Linked DNA regions of Homo sapiens: all the other regions are linked to region 1. A link is a contact called in ENCODE Hi-C or POLR2A ChIA-PET data. All regions are on one chromosome and are shown on one strand. Each heading gives the region's core, a stretch centred on a gene start or an enhancer-like site at or near the end of the contact. The rest is flanking DNA. Distances are from core to core; before and after follow the strand shown. Region 1 holds the start of CFAP298-TCP10L (CFAP298-TCP10L readthrough). Region 2 holds the start of IFNGR2 (interferon gamma receptor 2). Region 3 has its middle 37 kb from the start of IFNAR1. Region 4 holds the start of IFNAR1 (interferon alpha and beta receptor subunit 1). Region 5 has its middle 24 kb from the start of IFNAR2.

What was found. A loop is a pair of places that touch in the nucleus more often than their neighbours do. ChIA-PET counts read pairs that join two places held with the same protein, here RNA polymerase II (POLR2A). Pooled maps may share reads with other maps.
Region 2: a pooled map shows a loop between it and region 1 (8-fold over the local background). The contact joins the promoter of IFNGR2 here to the promoter of CFAP298-TCP10L in region 1. A Hi-C loop is called at or near these places in 6 of 50 pooled maps. POLR2A ChIA-PET finds 5 or more read pairs at or near these places in 2 of 52 experiments (HepG2 and WTC11).
Region 3: a loop to region 1 is called in a pooled map, with 7 times the contacts of the local background. The contact joins the enhancer-like site here to the promoter of CFAP298-TCP10L in region 1. A Hi-C loop is called at or near these places in 6 of 50 pooled maps. POLR2A ChIA-PET finds 5 or more read pairs at or near these places in 2 of 52 experiments (A549 and GM12878).
Region 4: a map of ascending aorta shows a loop between it and region 1 (8-fold over the local background). The contact joins the promoter of IFNAR1 here to the promoter of CFAP298-TCP10L in region 1. A Hi-C loop is called at or near these places in 3 of 168 maps with a recorded cell type or tissue (B cell, CD8-positive, alpha-beta T cell and ascending aorta), 1 of 37 single-sample maps with no recorded cell type and 13 of 50 pooled maps.
Region 5: a pooled map shows a loop between it and region 1 (2.9-fold over the local background). The contact joins the enhancer-like site here to the promoter of CFAP298-TCP10L in region 1. A Hi-C loop is called at or near these places in 5 of 50 pooled maps. POLR2A ChIA-PET finds 5 or more read pairs at or near these places in 2 of 52 experiments (activated CD8-positive, alpha-beta memory T cell and activated T-cell).

The regions. Positions count from the first base shown.
Region 1 is chr21:32,611,040-32,613,736 of GRCh38, forward strand. CFAP298-TCP10L (CFAP298-TCP10L readthrough) reads right to left here and starts at 1,338. Exons shown (of 12, transcript NR_146639.2): 1 at 1,066-1,338. It overlaps CFAP298 (cilia and flagella associated protein 298), which reads right to left and starts at 1,338. Exons shown (of 7, transcript NM_021254.4): 1 at 1,066-1,338. The coding sequence starts at 1,204. RefSeq lists enhancers at 760-809, 1,470-1,579.
Region 2 is chr21:33,401,966-33,404,662 of GRCh38, forward strand. It overlaps IFNGR2 (interferon gamma receptor 2), which reads left to right and starts at 1,448. Exons shown (of 7, transcript NM_005534.4): 1 at 1,448-1,651. The coding sequence starts at 1,579. RefSeq lists cis regulatory regions at 1-1,180, 565-1,180, 1,163, 1,173, 1,450 and 2 more, promoters at 396-1,552, 396-1,034, 406-1,573, 1,168-1,572 and silencers at 1,127-1,666, 1,677-1,756, 1,777-1,826, 1,967-2,016.
Region 3 is chr21:33,360,487-33,363,183 of GRCh38, forward strand. No RefSeq gene overlaps it. Among named protein-coding and RNA genes, the nearest start is that of IFNAR1, 37 kb to the left of the region's middle. RefSeq lists a silencer at 737-1,031. Within about 2 kb of position 1,330, at least 31 of the 41 ENCODE cell types and tissues checked have a DNase peak (open chromatin) inside an H3K27ac peak, as active enhancers do; they include GM12878, where a contact is called at or near this core.
Region 4 is chr21:33,323,632-33,326,328 of GRCh38, forward strand. IFNAR1 (interferon alpha and beta receptor subunit 1) reads left to right here and starts at 1,339. Exons shown (of 11, transcript NM_000629.3): 1 at 1,339-1,500. The coding sequence starts at 1,425. RefSeq lists promoters at 43-1,326, 680-1,350, enhancers at 363-1,265, 553-762, 983-1,032, 1,266-2,167 and cis regulatory regions at 771, 1,262-1,271, 1,328.
Region 5 is chr21:33,204,292-33,206,988 of GRCh38, forward strand. No RefSeq gene overlaps it. Among named protein-coding and RNA genes, the nearest start is that of IFNAR2, 24 kb to the right of the region's middle. RefSeq lists a silencer at 1,348-1,407. Within about 2 kb of position 1,345, at least 14 of the 41 ENCODE cell types and tissues checked have a DNase peak (open chromatin) inside an H3K27ac peak, as active enhancers do.

The sequences.
Region 1 (2,697 bases), core at 88-2,587:
ACACTTGTAATCCTAGCACTTTGGGAGGCGGAGGCAGGCGGATCACCTGAGGTCAGGCGTTCGAGACCAGCCTGGCCAACATGATGAAACCCCGTGTCCACTAAAGATACAAATATTAGCTGGGCGTGGTGGTGGGCGCCTGTAATCTCAGATACTTGGGAGGCTGAGGCAGGAGAATAGCTTGAACCCGGGAGGCGAAGGTTGCAGTGAGCAGAGATCGCGCCACTGCACTCCAGCCTGGGCAACAGTAAGACCCTGTCTCTCACACACACACATACCATATATATATATATATATATAATTTATTTATATTTATATATACATATATATAATTTATTTATATTCATATATACTATATATATGGTATTTATTTATATTTATATATATTTAATTAATTAAAATGCAAATGTAAAATTCGGTTGCCTGGCCGCACTAGCCACATTCCAAATGCTCTACGGCCACAAGTGGCCGGCAGCTGCCCAATGGACAGCACAGATGGGGGCCCTTCCACCGCCGGAAAGTTCTGCGGCAAAGCGGGTGCCCTGGAACCTGCGCGGGGTAGGGAGACGGCGCCGCAACGCAACAGGCCGTTTCCAGGGCGGGGAAAGATCACCAAGGCTTCCTCAACTGTAAGGGGCCGTCCCAAAGCCAGGTGGCTCGCTGCTTTACATTGGGCGACTAAAAATAGTAAATTCAGCTTTTAAAAGCCCACCTAGTTCTCATCTCACCCCTCACACGTGATTAATTGCACTAAGTCTGCTGTTCAGCCCGGCCTTTCGGCTCCCTCCTCCCTCCCCAGCCCATTTCCACTTATTCGCAGCACCCCAAATCCTGGCTCCGAGAGGCACCTGGGCCCACCTCCCAGCCCGGGGTGTCAGACAGGCCGGATCTTCTCCGGTTCCTTATTCATCTCCGGTTAACCCTAGTGTCCCGTTTCAACCCCGGCTGCTGCAAATCTCTTCAATAATCTTCACAAACCTGACCCCTCGGCCCACCCTGCCCCTCTTTCTCCATCCCACGCCGGTCTCTCGATCTGTCCGGGATGGGCCCACCCGCGAGCCGCACCTGAGCAGAGGCGCTGCACCTTGAGCCGCCCATTATAGACCCGGGCCACCTGCACCGTGAGCTCCTCCAGCTCGGTACTCCCAGGCGCCTGCAGCAGGAACTGGCTCTCGTCGCCCCGCTTCACGTGCAGCAGAACCATGGCGGTCCCGCCGAGGTACTGAGGCGTTGAGAAGGCCCCGGCTGCGTGGCCCGCGGGTCCTGCCGGCCGAGGGTCGCCGGATCGCCAGCAGCTGCGACGCACTAACAGCCGCTCACAGTCCGGAATCCCACGCTCCCTAGCCCGCGGTGAGCGGGGGAAACGGCACTCGCTCCCGGAAGTGGATGTTGCCAAGAGCAACAGTGAAGCAGAGTTAAAGAGCCGCCAGCTCAAGCTCAGAACCCGAGTGGGGGAGGCTGGGGTGCACCGAGGCCCAGCAATCCAAGCCCGTACGGAGCTGCGGCCGGGGAAACCACCCACACAGTCTGAGAGGACAGCTGATTCTGAGCGGACCGACGGAAGGAGATTCGCAGAGCCCCTTCCCGGAAGTGACTGTTGTCGCGGCAACTGCCAAAACACAGACCAAGTCGCTGAAGGGGAGGGCGGACCTCCCAATCGACTGGTCTGGGGCCCGAGATTTCCACTCAGGGAGATACGTGGGCTGAGATGGGAGTTACTAGATGGGGAACGGGAAATACGGCGGGAACCACAATCGCGCAGTTCCGCAGCTGCCGCCCCACAACCGCTCCACATTCCAGCGTCCCTTCCGCCGCTTTCAGTCTCCACTTCCGGCAACGTTTCCACGCTGTTTCCGGCCTGGGAAAGTTCGGCGGCAGCGACCCAGAACTGAGTCTTGCTGTTCGCTGCTGTTTGCGCGGGTCAGCTTTTCAGGACGGAGGGGCCAGGGCGAGTGTCCGCACTTCTTCGTTCAGGTTGATTTGGATGGCGTTGCTGGGGTAGCTCCAGCGGCCCCTGCCAGAGCGACCCTCCCAGAAATATCCAGCCATCCTCCAGCGGACTCTTGCTGAAGGCAGTCGGCGTCAGTCGCTGTTTATTCCGGGCCCCACAGATCCAGAGTCACTGCTCTCATGGAGCTTATATTTTAGTGTGACAAAAAGAAAACAAAAATAAATGGACAGGCCAGGAGCGGTGGCTCACGCGTGTAATCCCAACACTTAGGGAGGCCGAGGAGGGCGGATCACCTGAGGTCAGGAGTTCGAAAGCAGCCTGGCCAACATGGTGAAACCCCTTCTCTACTAAAAATACAAAAATTAGCCGAACGTAGTGGCGCGTGCCAGTAATTCCAGCTACTAGGGAGCCTGAGGTGGGAGAATTGCTTGAACCCGGGAGGCGGAGGTTGCAGTGAGCCTAGATCGCGCCACTACCCTCCAGCCTTGGCGACAGAGTGAGACTGTGTCTCAAAAATAATAAATAAACAAACGGACAACACAAATTCAAATACAGATCTAAAGAAAACTAAACAGGTTGATGGACTTCTTATGTTTGATGGTCAGGGAATGTACACCTTCTGCGATATTGGGAGTAATATTATCGTCTCCCGCCCTGAATATTTAGAAAAATATCACAGTGGGGTGTACACCCCTGCGATATTGAGAGTAATGTCATCCTCTCCACCCAGGAAATTACTAACAAGG
Region 2 (2,697 bases), core at 198-2,697, 790 kb after region 1:
TTTTTTTTTTTTTTTTTTTTTTTTTTTTTTTTTTTTTTTGAGACGGAGTCTCGGTCTGTCACCCAGGCCGGGGTGCAGTGGCGCAATCTCCGCTCACTACAACCTCCGCCTCCCGGGTTCAAGTGATTCTCCTGTCTTAGCCCTCCAAGTAGCTGGGATTACAGGCGCCGGCCACCACGCCTGACTAATTTTTGTATTTTTAGTAGAGACGGGTTTCAGCCATATTGGCCAGGCTGGTCTCCAACTCCTGGCCTCATGTGATCCGCCCACCTCGGCCTCCTAAAGTGCTGAGATTACAGGCGTGAGCCACCGCGCCTGGCATCAGTGCATACTTTTTGAAGTGATTCCAAGTTATCGCCCGCTTTTTTCGTGTAACATATAAATACATCTCTGTATCTAGAAATATCCAATGCATAATTCAATTGTCTGCGAGGTATTTCATCACGTATTTTCACGAGCGTGGCCAATTTCAAAATAGTTCTACAAAGAGGAAATGCAAGAATGTGGGAAGAGCAAAAGAAAAGCTCTATGTTGCAAAACCCATTTTTGCTAACGTGTCCAGTGGGCTCCCGGGACGACCTGTTTTTAAATTCTTGGTCTCCCTGCACCGCGTCCCTCCTTTGCTGCGCTAGCTTTATGACGCATCTTGGAAGAACAGGGCAGATTTAAAACCCTCTCCCAACAGGCGTCAAACGACATGGTGCAGGCTCGGGCTGGGGAGCGGGCCTGCGGCTGCCCAGCTGCTAAAGGACTTCCTACTCGTGCACCGCCGCCGGCTCCAGGGCAAACCCCACGCCATTTAGAAATGCTGGAAGTTTCTGTCTCTCCCTCCCCCTGCTCGGAGGCCATTCCCCCCACCCCCAGAGCCCCACCTCCTCCTTCACTGGGCCCTTTCTAACTCCTTCCCCTTAAAACCCTTTTCAAAATGGGGTTGACTGGAGGCGGAGGTTGCAGTGAGCCGAGATCGCCCCACTGCACTCCAGCCTGGTGACTCCGTCTCAAAAAAAAGGGGAGGGGGGCGGGGGAGAGTTGAAAGCTTAATATGTACTTTGGGGGCTATTAAAGCAAACATTTCGACTAAAGGGGCGAATCCTCGAATTGTGCGATCAAGCACCCGAGAGGAGAGTTGGGGGGGGTCAGGAGGGGTGGGGGCTCCAGGGAAAGCCCGGGGGTCTGGGCCGGGGTCTCGCGGGGCCCTTCCGGAAGGATCGCGGCCCCCGAAGGTGGGCGTCCCGCGGGGCTCCAGTCTCCAGGACGTTCCGGGAGGCTCCGCGCTCTGGGAGGCCGGCTGCGTGGGGTCCCCGCGCTGCAGCCGCAGAGGCCCCCCAGGGCCGCGGTTCCCGGAGCGGGAAAGTCCCGCGCGGGGGCGGTGGCCTCGGGGGCGGGACGGGGCGGGGGCGGGGGCGCGGGCGGCCGAGCCGAATCCCCTCCACCGGGACGCCCCGCTGCTGCTCGGGAAGAGGCGGGCCCTGCGCGCCCTGCGCTCGCCATGGCGGTTTGGGCGGCGACGTGAGCGGCTCCGCGGACCCCGAGCGGGGCCCCGGCCGCGACCTGAGCCGCCGCCGAGCGCCCGGGGCCATGCGACCGACGCTGCTGTGGTCGCTGCTGCTGCTGCTCGGAGTCTTCGCCGCCGCCGCCGCGGCCCCGCCAGGTGAGCCGGGCCTGGGCCTCCGCGGCGGGACGCGGGCGCAGCCGCAGCATGTGGGGGCTGGGGGACTCCCGGATCGTGGGGTGGGGGGAATCTGCCGGGTGCTCAGAGTGGGTGGGAATCTGCGGGGTGCTCCTGGTGGGTGGGATATGCGGAGTGCTCAGATCAGGTGGGAACCTGCGGGTGCCCCAGGTGGGGGTCTTGCGGGGTGCCCAGGGCTAGAGGGGCCCGCTGGGAGCCCGCAGCGGGGCTGGGATGGGCGGCCAGGAGTTCCAGACAGGAGCTGGGCAGCAGCAGGAAGACGGGGGGCACCCCTCCTGGCGTCCTGGCCGCCGGGACACCCCTCTCCGGGAGAGGACACTCGGTGCCCCTCCGTGAAGCCGGTAACCTCGGCTGCGCCACCTCCCCCACCCGCGCGCCCGCGCCGGGAAAGCCAGCGTGGCCCCAGTCTCCGAATTTCTCGGAATGAACAACAGCAAATTGAATCCAGGGCTCCGGCGGGGGCCGCCTTTGCTGGCCACTGGTTCTGCAGCCTGGCGAGACTGCGCTTAGTCCCCGCCTGGAGTGCCTCCCGAAGGCCTGGCTGGAAGCTAGACTCAGTCCCTTTGTAGTAGCAGCGGTGGAGCAGGGACCAGCGTCTTGGACGGGTGACCCAGACTCAATTCCGACTTTGGCCGAGGGCATGTTTGACACTGGGTGTGAAATCTAGACAGTTCCCGCGGTCATAGAGATGGGGCAGCAGCATTCAGGCAGGGCTCAGAACTGTCCGGGTCCCATCAGTGTTGGGGCGGAAGAGGAAGAGTGTCAACTGAGCCAGGCATTTATTTATTTTATTGTTGTTTGAGACAGGGTGTCGCTCTGTCGCCCAGGCTGGAGTGCAGTGGGCAGCATCTCAGCTACTGCAGCCTCCGCCTCCCGTGCTCAAGCGATCCTCCCACGTCAGCCTCCCAAGAAGGTGGTATTATTGGCCACGCCTGGCCAATTTTTGTATTTTTTGTAGAGAGGAGGTCTCACTGTGTTGCCCAGGCTGTTCTTGTACTCCTGAGCTC
Region 3 (2,697 bases), core at 80-2,579, 750 kb after region 1:
CAGTGACTCACCACCCTTGAGCCTCCCTCCCAGATTTTCTGGATACATCAAAGTTAAGAAGAAAAACCTATTTTCCTATCTTTCCAGTAAAAGGACCCTTTTTTCTAAACATAGTCCTTAAATATATAATAGGCTTTTTGTGTACTTGACTCTGTTGTCTATTCCCAAATTTTATAATACTTTTAATATTCTGGAATTGTACTTAGAGAGATTATTCTAAATGTTGTAGTATAAAAGTACATCATCCACTCTGAAATCTCCCTAAAAGAACTCCACTGCATACACGTGGAGAAGTCATCATGCCCCATCTGTGTCTGTACCTGCGGGTGTGTCTAGCATGCTCCCTAGGGAAGGGATTTTATACCATTTGCTTATATTTATTTGGCAAGCTCCATGAAAACAAGGACTGTTTTTTAACTTTGTGGCTGACACTTGGTTGCCTAAGTGTTTAACGGTGATTGAGCGGGGACGTTGACGGTACAAACACTGATTGAATTTACCACTGGAGGGCAACAAGTCACCCTGTTCAGGCTGACAATCGGTTACTATTCAATAATTCCATTCCCAGAAGATACGCCAAGTATGTTTATACAGGTGGTTTCTTAAAGTTCTGTTTGTGATTATCTCGTCTTGAGCAAATGAGGAAAGGATGTGAAGAATCTGGTGTCCCCATGATCTCACCCAGAAATGGTTTGGTAGTTACAAAGCAAGATAGAGCAGTTGAGCAAATACTTAGCCCATCTAGTCCTCTACCACTACCACCTTCGCCTTTTAATGAGCAGGACTTTGTAGTAAGCGAGTTGTTGAAAAGGAGCTCCACATACTTAGTAACAGCCTCGGAGCGGATGGAAAGAAGTAGGCATTGCTGCAGAGCTGAGATGAACCTGCAAGGAGACAGCCTTGGCCCCAGGGAATGATCACTGCACTGCGCCCCCTACTGGCCTGGCTGAGATGACTAGCTGTGATTCCCTCCTTAGTCTCACCTGTTGAAGATGGCGCAGAACAGTTACAGCCATGATCAAAAAAGATAATTAATACTTTAGTGTCTCCTGCCCTATCCGCCCCCAGGGAGAGGCCAGACCATTCAGGGTGCCAGCTGGAGGTTATAAGGGTGGAGTGTGGAGACAGTGTTTCGTGTCACTACTTCCTTTTTTTTTTTTTTTTTTTTTTTTTTTGAGACAGAGTTTTGCTCTTGTCGCCCAGGCTGGAGTGCGGTGGGGCGATCTCGGCTCACTCCAACTTTCACCTCCCAGGTTCAAGCAATTCTCCTGCCTCAGCCTGCTGAATAGCTGGGATTACAGGCGCCTGCCACCACGCCCAACTAATTTTTCTATTTTTAGTAGAGAGCTTCCTGATAGCTGAACATGCAGAGGCTGCTGGGAAGGGCATAGAATCTCTGCAGTCCTTCTCACATACCTTATCCTATGTATCTCTTCATCTGTATCCTTTGTAATAGCCTTCATAATAAACCGGTAAACATAAGTTAGTGTTTCCTCTAGTTCTGTTAGGCAATCTAGCAAATCAGTTGAACACAAGGAGGGGGCCATGGGACCCTCAATTTATAGTCATTCAGTCATAACAGGTAAAACCTGGGGCTTGCAATTGGCATCGGAAATAAGGGGGCAGTCTTGTGGGAATGAGCTCTCAACCTGTGAGATTGAAGCAGCATGGTTGTCTGGGGTAATACGTGTGGTTTGTTGCCCCACGCCAAGGAAATCGAGGATGGGGACACAAAAGGAGTGGGTTCAAGAGCGGAAGTTTAGCAGGCAAAAGAAAGAAGAGACCTTCCCTGTGCAGAGGAAGGAGTCCCGAACAGGTTTCCGGGTTTACAGCGAGATGCGGTTGCTTTTATAGATGAGCTTGAGGAAGCGGTGTCTTATTTACGTAGGGCACAGAGGATTGGTTGGACCAGGTGTTCCATTTACATAGCACAGGAAGAGGCTGGCCATCCCACCCTCATCTGTTATTATGCAAATGGCACCTCTACCTAGCCCAGGCCTTGTTGCCTGCTTTTTTACTGCACACGTGGCAACAAAGAAAAGGGAAAAGGGAACTTCAATATTGAATATACCTGACTTCCAAGTATCCCTTTCCTATTGGCACAGCTGCTGGCATTCGCCTATGCAAGCTTCCAGTTTGCTTATCTATGTTTGCAGCTTGAGTTTTCAGGCTCTTTTTGTTAGAAAAGAAATGATTTGGGGCTTCTTTTTATTAAAAGGCAAACCTTACTGAGGACTCTTTTATCCTCACTAACTGCCTAAATAAATTTTGTTTAGGTGTTGTATCAGGATCTGATGCTATCTCCAGGTAGACAGTGTCAGAATTAAATAGGAGGATACCCAACCAGTGTCTGCTGCAGAATTGATTGCCTTCTTGTTAATGGGGAGAAATCACTACGCATTTGGTCACAGAAGTCTTCTGTGTTTATTGTTGTGGCATGAGAGCAGAGGAAAAACGGTTTGAGATTTTTCCCCTCAAAAACATAGGGGAAATCTTCATGATATTGGACTTGGCAATGATTTATTGGCTATGACACCAAAAGCACAGACAACAAAAACAAAAGTAGACAAATGGGACTACATCAAACTTAAAAACTTCTGCATATAAAAGGAAATAATCAATGGAAAAGACAACCTTTGGAATTGGAAAAATTATTTGCAAAATATTTGCTTTGATAGATTAGCAGATAAAATGTGG
Region 4 (2,697 bases), core at 89-2,588, 710 kb after region 1:
GAATATAGAGATGGAATAGATATGGAATATAGAGATGGAATAGAGATGGAATATAGAGATGGAATATAGAGATGGGATATAGAGATGGGATATAGAGATGGGATATAGAGATGGGATATAGAGATGGGATATAGAGATGGGATATAGTGATGGAATATAGAGATGGGATATAGAGATGGAATAGATATGGAATATAGAGATGGAATAGATATGGAATATAGAGATGGAATAGATATGGAATATAGAGATGGAATATAGAGATGGGATATAGAGATGGGATATAGAGATGGAATATAGAGATGGGATATAGAGATGGAATATAGAGATGGGATATAGAGATGGAATATAGTGATGGGATATAGAGATGGAATATATAGATGGAATATAGAGATGGAATATATAGATGGAATACATATATATTCCATTGCATTGTTCTTTACAAACATTCATTTAATTATGTAATTGCTAATTAATTGCTTGGTTGTTATAACAACGAAGTATTTGATTCCTTATTTTATCTCATCATTTAAATTTTATTTCGCATATTTTCACAATGCACTGGATCTATTACTGAGGAATTTAATTAAATAATCATTCGAACCATGGGCTCGAATTGTTTACTGATAAAGCCCGACGACCAAAACAGCCTAGCGACTGCTGTTTGGAGCCCCTCGGCCCAGGGCCCGTGGCTGTTCTCTCCAAGGGACCATCTCGCCCCTCAGCCAAGTCGCCCGGAAAACGAGCGCTCGACCGCCTCTGCCCCGCTCTCGCTCTGCACACAGCAACGGTCTGGTCGCTCAGCCACTTCCTCCTTCCAGCCTCATCTGGTTCCCAGGCCGCTGGGGACTCCCAACGCCACTGTCCAAGACTCTAGGGTCAGCAAGCGCCCCGGGCGGAGAAGGGCGAGGACGAAGAGCGCCGGGCCGCGACCAGGAGCCCACCCGCGCCCTCCGACTGCAGACATGGGGAAGAGACGCGGGAACTCCAAAGTCGCTGGGTCTGCGCAGGTGTGTGCCGCGATCCTGTGAAGGTCAAGGCCTCCTGTGAGGGGGAGTCGTCCTGGAATGCGATGGTGAAGTGCTCCAGACCGGCCATAGGCCGGAAAGAGTGAGGAAGAAGAGAATGCAGGAGGCCTGCGATTTCTAAGGCGCGCGCGCACAGGGGTGCTGCAATTAGGATGGGGCAATGGGAGCTTGGAGAAGGGGTGCTAGCTAGGAGGAAAGGCGCGTGCGTGGAGGAACGGCGCGTGCGCGGAGGGGCGGTGTGTGTGTCAGAAGAGGCGGCGCGTGCGTAGAGGGGCGGTGAGAGCTAAGAGGGGCAGCGCGTGTGCAGAGGGGCGGTGTGACTTAGGACGGGGCGATGGCGGCTGAGAGGAGCTGCGCGTGCGCGAACATGTAACTGGTGGGATCTGCGGCGGCTCCCAGATGATGGTCGTCCTCCTGGGCGCGACGACCCTAGTGCTCGTCGCCGTGGCGCCATGGGTGTTGTCCGCAGCCGCAGGTGAGAGGCGGGGAGGAGAGTCTTGGCGCAGGGCGGGAGGTAGGGCACGCAGCTGGGCTACGGGGGCGGCGATGCTGTTGGGGGCGACAGACGCCCAGTCTGGGAAACCTTCGGTCCACTTTGCCGCGCCAAAGATTAAACCCGACCTGGGCTCGCAAATCAACCAGGAGAAAGTGGTGTTCTGGGTCCTCTCTTGCCGCTTGCCTGTGGCCGTGTACGGGTCCTCGGGAGCGCCCGGGTCCCACCCCCGTGAAATGGCGGTGCCAGAGCTTTGTGTCGAGTTTGATTCTTTCCGGGAAAGTACCGCGGCTCCGCTGGTCTGTTTGATAATAAACAAAACATTTCCCGAAATGCATTTCCTCAATCTGGTGAATAGGCGCCCAGTCCCACGGGGGAGTGAGCTAAGTGTGGCCAGGATTTCTCTGCCCTCAGGATTCATACAGGCCAATAAAAAATGACAGTCGGAGTGACTGAAGCATAATTGTCAGTTCTCGAGGTTTACTAAGCCTGCTTCAGGGCGCATCCGGGAAAAACGTGAGCCACAAACACGTCTGTGACTGGTTTTCCAGAGGTTTTCAGGAGGTGGGGCAGGAAGGCAGTAAGGCAAATAGTTCTGTGAGAATTTAGTTAGTGCCCAAGAAATCTGTATTTTAAGATACCATGAGTGTCTTGAAGAGAAAAAGAGAGTAAAGGGAGTCAGTTATGCAGATGCCTCTGGGTAGATGGAGTCTTGACTTTGTTTTGCACCTGAGAAGATAAGCTTGTAATTGACATGGTCAGTGTGGAAGGCCTGAACTAGTTTTTCAGATTAACTTTGGAATGCCATTTGTTGAGAGGAGAGGTCCATTCACATTGTTGGGGGGCTTAGAATTTTATTTTTGGTTTACTTAACTACCTACTTTTTTCCCAAAGAAATAATCATGTTCAAAACTCAATGAAATGTTATCTCAATGAGATTGTAATGTTGCTCAGTCTTTCAGAAGTCATAAAAATAGTCATACTTTTTAAACTAGTAAATGCAATTCTAGGACCCAAGACTAAGAAAACTGTCCAAAATATGGGAAGACATTTTTATTTATACTTTTTTTTTTTTTTTTTTGAGACAGCCTGTTGCCCAGGCTGGTGTGCAGAGGCGTGATCTCAGCTCACTGCAACCTCTGCCTCCCAGGTTCAGGCGATTCTCCTGCCTCAGCCTCT
Region 5 (2,697 bases), core at 95-2,594, 590 kb after region 1:
CCAAGATTGCTTTCCTCTTCTACGCCTATCCCAGGAATGTGGCCACTGCTCAAAATGTGGGAATTCCCTTCCAGAATTCCCCTTGAAGCTGCTGCACGCTTCTTAGACCACGTCTGAGCAATGCCTGCATCACTAGAATATTTGGCCTCAGTTGGGTTTGTTTCTTTAAAAAAAAAAAAAAAAAAAAAAAAAAAAAAAAAAAGGTTTTTTCCTCAACTAAGACTTAAGACAAGGGGGTCTTAATTTGATTATTTTTTTCTGTTTTATATGATTTCTATGAAAACTACAACAAAATAAAGTTAATTCTATTTAAGTGACTTTTTAATGAATTGCCTTTGTTAGAAAAAAAATTAAGTGTTTTTGTCTCACTCTGTCACCCAGGCTGGAGCACAGTGGTGTGATCATGGCTTACTGCAGCCATGACCTCCCGGGCTCAGGTGATCCTCCCACCTCAGCTTCCCAAATAGATGGGACTACAGTTGTGTGCCACAACGCCTGGCTAATTTTTGTATTTTTTTGTAGAGACAGGGTCTCACCAGGTTGCCCAGGCTGATCTTGAACTCCTTGGCTCAAGCGATCCACCCACCTCAGCCTCCCTGAGTGCTGGGATTACAGGCATGAGCCAGCGCACCCAGCCAGAATTACATTTTTTTAAATGGTACTGTCCTAGAAAATCCAGGATGTGCAGTGATCACGTATGAATGCATGGACCTGCACACACAGGAGTGAACAAAAGACCCACCCCTGCCAGGTCACCACTCATATCTCACCCCAGCCCACGCTAGCTCACACTCCTCCCCACACACCACTGACCTCATCATTGCTAGGTACCCACTTGACTTCTCAACAGGTTCAAGACAATTGGCCTTCCTCGTCTCTTCTAGAAACACCCTCTTTTCTGGGCTTTGTGTAACACCTGGTCTTTCTCCCCTCTCTGGCCACTTCTCAGCTTTTCTTTTTCTTTCTTTCTTTTTTTTTTTTTTTTTTTTGCCACTTCCTCTTCCTCTACATCAAGCTTGTCCAACCCACAGCCCAGGACAGCTTTGAATGCAGCCTAACACAAATTCGTAAGCTTTCTTAAAACATTATGAGATGTGTGTGTGTGTGTGTGTGTGTGTGTGTGTGTGTGTGTGTGTGTGTGTTTAGCTCATCAGCTATCGTTATTGTTAGTGTATTTTATGTGTGGCCCAAGACATTTCTTCTTCCAGTGTGGCCCAGGGAAGCCAAAAGATTGGACACCCCTGCTCTACAACATCTCAATATAGGCCTTTTTCATGTTTCATTCTAGATTCTCTCTCTAGACTACAAGTTCTTAAGGGGAAGTGGCATTGGGAAATGTGTGAAGGTGGCTTTGGTTGTCACAACAGCAGCGTGGATGCTGTGTTACTAGTGTTCAGTGGATGGCGGCAGAGGGACCAAACAGAAGGCAGTATCACCAAAGAACTGTCCATCCTCGCATGCCAATACCCACACTCCATAGAGAAACACTGCAATGGCATCCACTCCCACAGATTCGGTTACCATTTGCCAGCCAAGGCCTGCCCAGCCAGACCTCTCGTCTGAGCACTGGTATTCCCCTTAGACATCTAACAGGCACATCAGAGTCAACGTGTCCAAAGCCAACTCATCATCTTCTCTGTAAATCTGCTTCTTCTCCAAGATGTCCTTCCTCTATGCTCACCATCACCATGAAGCCAGGTATTTAAGCAAAGGGAGTCATCTATATAAAGCCAATCCTCCGTATTCATGGGGGATTGTTTCCAGGCCCCCAGGGATACCAAAATCCACAGATGCCCAAGCCCCTTGTATTAGGTTGGTGCAAAAATATTGCAGTTTTTGCCTTTTTCGTCTTTATGGCAAAAACCGCAATGACTTTTGCACCAACCCAATACAAAATGGCATAGTATTTGCATATAACTTATGCACACCTCCAGTATACTTTTTTTTTTTTTTTGAGATGGAGTCTTGCTCTGTTGCCAGGCTGGAGTGCAGTGGCACAATCTCGGCTCACTGCAGTCTCCACCTCCCGGGTTCAAGTGATTCTCCTGTCTCAGCCTCCCAAGTAGCTGGGATTACAGGCGTGCATCACCACACCCAGCTAATTTTTGTGTTTTTAGTAGAGACAGGGTTTCACCATGTTGGCCAGAATGGTCTCAATCTCCTGACCTCGTGATCCGCCCGCCTCGGCCTCTCAAAGTGCTGGAATTACAGGCATGAGCCACTGCGCCCAGCCTAGTATACTTTAAATCAGCCCTAGATTACTTATAATACCTAATACAATGTAGATACTATGTAAATAGTTGTTATGCTATATTTTTAATTTGTATTATTTTTATTCTTGTATTGTTTTATCGGGGCTTTCTTTCCAAATTTTTTTGATCAGCAGTTGGTTGATCCTCAGATGTGGAACCAACGGATATCGAGGGCAGACTGTACTTGCCTCTCCCTCCACACCCAACCTAATCACCAAATCCTACCAATCCAGCTCCTAAATTCTGCAACACCCATCCACTTTTCTTCCCCTCCACTGCCAGCACGCTAATCTTGGCCACTGTCATCTCCACCTGAACTCCTGCAGTAGCCCCTCCCGGGTCTCCCTGCTTTCATTCCTGCCTGTTTCAGAGCCCCCATCCTCACTGCAACACGTCATCTTCAAAACAGCTGCTCTGATCCTATCACTCTGGCTTAAACTCCCCA